Regions from separate parts of the Homo sapiens genome. Here region 2 is linked to region 1. A link is a loop called in an ENCODE intact Hi-C map of the cell type or tissue named here. Cell type or tissue: Caco-2. All regions are shown on one strand. Region 1 has its middle 34 kb from the start of LUCAT1. Region 2 has its middle 23 kb from the start of ARRDC3-AS1.

Evidence for each region. Peaks named below come from ENCODE experiments on the same cell type or tissue, not always from the same donor. Only the 100,000 strongest peaks of a DNase experiment are listed, where the experiment ranks them.
Region 2: it touches region 1 in a loop (6-fold over the local background); 6 of 110 quality-filtered maps call a loop at or near these places.

The regions. Positions count from the first base shown.
Region 1 is chr5:91,279,127-91,281,626 of GRCh38, forward strand. No RefSeq gene overlaps it. Among named protein-coding and RNA genes, the nearest start is that of LUCAT1, 34 kb to the right of the region's middle. RefSeq lists enhancers at 392-1,333, 1,332-1,591, 1,334-2,275. In Caco-2, no CTCF peak of the experiment used is centred here; DNase peaks (open chromatin) are centred at 935 and 1,455; H3K4me3 peaks cover 1,950 bases.
Region 2 is chr5:91,356,102-91,358,601 of GRCh38, forward strand. No RefSeq gene overlaps it. Among named protein-coding and RNA genes, the nearest start is that of ARRDC3-AS1, 23 kb to the right of the region's middle. In Caco-2, no CTCF peak of the experiment used is centred here; a DNase peak (open chromatin) is centred at 1,360.

The DNA.
Region 1 (2,500 bases):
ATGGTCTCGATCTCCTGACCTCATGATCCACCCGCCTCGGCCTTCTCTCTTTAAAGAAAAAAAAAAAAAAAGAAAAGAAATTTGTCTATATAAATATACAGTTAAAGCAAACAATATAATATATAAAACCAAATTTGGAAATATTTTTTCCTTCCATCAAAACTTAAACATCAATTTTAGAACACAGTGTTCTATATCGTAAGGAGTCCTAGAGTCTACCCAGTATAATGTCTCACATCCTCGCCCTCTTGCTATAGTTGTCAAACCTAAATGTACCTAAGAATCACTGATAGGTAGTTGGTTAATACGATGGATTATTTCTAGGCCCCGACCTCAGACAGGTGCCTCCATGCCCCCACCCAGCCAGGACATTCTGAGTCTGTAATTTGAAGTGAGCTTCAAGAATCTGCATTTTTACCGCGGCGCTTTTGATGCAGGCGGTCCACGGTAAAGTTAGAGAAATGCTGCCCTGCTGCTGCGCTGCAGATTGAACTCTGGGGAAGAAGAAATGAGCACGACCGGGAGCGGTCCATCTAAACCGGTCCATTTAGATGGACAGGTTTTAGCAGTCCATCTAAATCTGTCTCAGGAGCTTTCTTTCTTTCTTTTTTTTTTTTTTTTTTTTTTTTTGAGACGGAGTCTCGCTCTGTCGCCCAGGCTGGAGTGCAGTGGCACTCACTGCAAGCTCCGCCTCCCAGGTTCACGCCATTCTCCTGCCTCAGCCTCCCGAGTAGCTGGGACTACAAGCGCCCACCACTACGCCCGGCTAATTTTTTGTATTTTTTAATAGAGGCGGTGTTTCACCGTGTTAGCCAGGACGGTCTCGATCTCCTGACCTCGTGATCCGCCCGCCTCGGCCTCCCAGAGTGATGGGATTACAGGCGTGAGCCACCGCGCCCGGCCTGTCTCAGGAACTTTCAAAGGGGAGTGGCAGACAGAAAATGAGCACGGTATCTAATCAGCAAGTAGGATTGCAAATAAGAACGCCTTTATGAAGGCCCCAGTTTTTACAGTAAGTCCCTCACTGCCCGCACACAACGATGCCAAGTTCCAACCTGATTTGCGTCACCACAGTTGTGGGTTTGCGCCAAGGTTAGTTATCAAGCGTAGTGAGAGGATAAATTCACAAAATGAGGGACAAAAATAAGACGAGAGCTGGGTACAACGGAAGTGAAACCTGGGTGGAGGTCATCTCCAAATCACAGTGGAAGGACGATGTCAGGGATTTGTCCCAACACTCTTTTGATGAAAGAATTTGATTAGTGGACTATTGCACTCTTAAAGGCAAAGAAAACAAAGCACGGCAGTGCCCCGCTCGGTCGGGATTCAAAAGCAGTGAAAGCTGCCTTGCTCTGTTTAAAGCGACAGGACTGCTCTGCTATTCAGGAAAGACTAAGGAGGCAGCGGTATCTGCGAAGTCCTGCGAGCTCCCGGCGACAGGAGTAGCGCGAGCAGCTGACGGGGGAAATCCACTGGCAGCGAGTCGGATGAGTCAGCGCTGAGTCACGCTCGGCGCTACGTGCCGGCCTGGGCGGCCGCAGCCCGGGGCCCGCAGCCGCGGAGTCAGCAGAGATCCGCCGCTTCCTGGAAGACCCTCCCTGCGCCTGAGGGAGGGGGCGGCGTCGCCTCCTCGCGCCGCCAAGGCCCCCTGCAGTCACACACTCGCCCGCACGCACGACCTCCTCGCTCCATCCTGGGGACATCCAGGATTCACCCCCGAGGGGAAGAGTCCCATGTGACAAATGGTTAGAGCTTGGGCGGATGCTTTCATCCCATGTGTTTCCTCAAAGCTGAGATTCCAGCGCTCTTGCTCTTTTCGTGTTGTTGTTAGGTTTTTAACTTTTTTTTCCCGTTTCCTGGCAGAGGATTAACACGCTGATCTTTTTATAGTTTCCAATATTTTAAATGAAGCACAAGAAGAATGGATTAATAAAACGTGTTGAAACTTAAGCATCAAATCGTCACACTGCTCTGGGTTCTAAAATGACTAGAAAGTGACTGCACTAGAAGCTTTGAATGTTGGGTAACTGGGAAGGATTAACTCGGTTCTGATGTGCCCTTTGTTAATGAAAATCAAATCTTTGCTATTTGTCCAACCACCCTTATAATAACTAAATTTGTCTAAAGACTGGAGACATGTGTGGTAATAATTAGATATGGAGTCACCAAAGAACAGGGTAGCCATGCCTTTGTGTTTTCTGTGCCTTAACTAACATTCTGTTGTCCTAATGTGCAAATGATACATTGTTGGTTTTAAAAAATATTATGGCAATGTTTATATCCATGCTGAGAGTTAATAGCAGGTATTGTGTCATGAAGTGCAGCTAGTCAGTGAGATAGTCCTGATACAGGTGGGGTAATTATTATTTAGGGACAATTTGCGGCTGTTTTTCAAGACAGACTGGGTCTTTAGAAGTTGTGCCAGCTGTTACCGGTGGTTCTGCTTCATTGGGAGAATTATTTCCCTCCTTATCCCTGTGTACGTGTGAAATGATGCAAA
Region 2 (2,500 bases), 77 kb after region 1:
CACCATGCCCAGCTAATATTTGTATTTTTAGTAGAGGCAGGGTTTCACCATGTTGGCCAGTCTGGTCTCGAACTCCTGACCTCAAGTGATCTGCTGGCCTTGGCCTCCCAAAGTACTGGGATTTCGGGCATGAGCCACTGCGCCCGGCCCCAGGCTGGTTTTGAACCAGGCTCAAGTGATCCTCCTGCCTCTACCTCCCAAAGTGCTGAGATTATAGGCATGAGTCACCAGTGGCCGGCTGATCAAAAAAACTTCATGGAGGAGTTTGACACTTATTCTGGGTTTTTAGAATGGTTGGAAGGGAGTAAGGAGTGTGTGACAGGACAGAAACCTAGACCAAGAGAGTAGCAATGGTAATGGAGGGAAACGGGCCAAATACCATCTTGTTCTCACAGAAAACGGACTTTCTAATTGAGGCAGTGGAGTGAACGGGTGAAGAGAGTGGTTCCTTTAACAAAAATCAGAAATTCCAGGAGGGAAAGTATAGGGATGTGGTTAGATATATGAGGAAGGATGAGGAGTTCATTTTAGAAATATTTATTTTGAGAAACTGGAGAATTTACCAAGTAAAATAACTGTAATGATGTTAATAATAAGGGTAAAGAGATGAGTGAAAGTCGGACTGATGACAATAGATGTTTAAATCGTCACAGGGTTGATAATTTAAGCTGAGGGAATGAATGATCTTTTTGAGAAAATATGAAGAGTGATGTATGTAAGAAAAGACCTTAGAAACCATCACCATCACCAAGAAGGATCTAGCAATAGTTAATGGCGTAATAGCAGGAAACTATTGAAAATATAATGGATCCAGTTCTAATTTTCTCAGTTTATACATAGCATTTAGTGCTAAGTAAAATAAATGTTTGTTGATTGACTTGATAATTGAAAGAATGTTAGAAGTTTAAAATTCAAAAAGCCTAATGTGCATTAGGGATTTAAAGAAAAAAATATATACATACTATGTTATATATAAGTGTGTGTCTGCGTATATTTTAAATTTAGAGATGGGATTTTGCCATGTTGCCCAGGCTGTGAACTGCTGGGTTGCTTTTTCATTTGCTTGTTTGTTTTTTTTTTCAGGGATGTTTTGAAGTCAAACCAGTTTTTCCACTTCCGTTTAATTAAGTGTTTTGAGCATTATTTATTATTCATAACACTGAAGAAATGAAAAGCTGAAGAGATTCTCCCATCACATGAAAGGATTAATTAGTTCAGTTTTCAGAGGCGTCATCTGACCGTCAGACAGTCCAGGTACATTCACTGAGGCATTTCCAGTGGGCAAGGAGCCTGGGAGAGCACTGCGCTGCGACCTAGTTTTCCCTTTGGAATCAGGTCCTCTCTCCTGCGTTTACATTGGCCTCTCCCACCCCTTGGCAGGTCCACTCCCATTGACCTTTCTCTCTGTACCAGCAGCTGCTGCTGACAGTCCAGCCGTAGTTACTTCTGTGAAAACAGTGTGTAGTGGTCTGCCTTTAAATTTCCTATTCCCATCTGGACCTCCCTTAGGAGCTCAATGCTGCTCACAGTTGAACCTGAAATTCCAGGTCTTCTAATCTCTTCTCTCCAACTGGCAATATTTACCACTCTGATGTCTAGTTCTTGTGGAGTCTTGTTGTGGGATGCATGAATTTTATGCTAATGGGGTATTTCTGAAGACAAAGCCTTGGGTCAGATAAAAGGTTAATTGATATGTGTAGTGTGACAGTAAAATGCAAGGACTTTAAATTCCGACAATCCTGGATGTGGATTAGTTTTAATTTGACAGCTGTGTGATTTGAGACAGTTGCTCAATCTTTTTGTGAACGTTGTTTCCCCAACTAAAAAAAATAGACAAAATACTAATCTTTGAAAGTTGTTGTAAGGATTAATAAGATAATGTACATAAGGAGACCTTGCACAATACCTGGCATATTGTAAGAGCTTGATAGGACAATATTTATATGACATACCAAGAAAATATGTGTGCCATTTTCCACTTCCCAAATCACTTTACATGGGTTTAGAAAGGAGATTAAGAAAGACAAACATACAAACTTTTCCCTAATTTCAGAATATATGCTCCAAGTACTACCTGGTTAGAGCTTTTTGATTCCTATGATGTTATTTTGTAAGCTAGTGCTTCACAGTGCTAAAGAATAGTACCTTAGAGAACTTAATGCATTAATCGATTTTCCTTAAATTGGAACTTTTTTTTCTCCTTTATTGAATCAAGAAAGTTAAGTGTCAAAGAGGCATGTAGATTATACTCTAAGGTAACAAAACTCTATTACGTTGTATTTCATTAGAGCTGAACCAAGGGCATTTTGGAAAGAAATCGTGCTGTGTAATAAGAGGGATTGTTAGCAGAGACTTTTTGCTACCATTTTCTCCAAGCTTTTCCATTCTGTACTTGAGTAGCATTGTCCCAAATAGAAATATCCCAGGATCCCTTTTTCCTCTTGAAAGACTCTAACATTAAGACTAAATTGGAGATTACCATGGAAGTAAATGACATTAA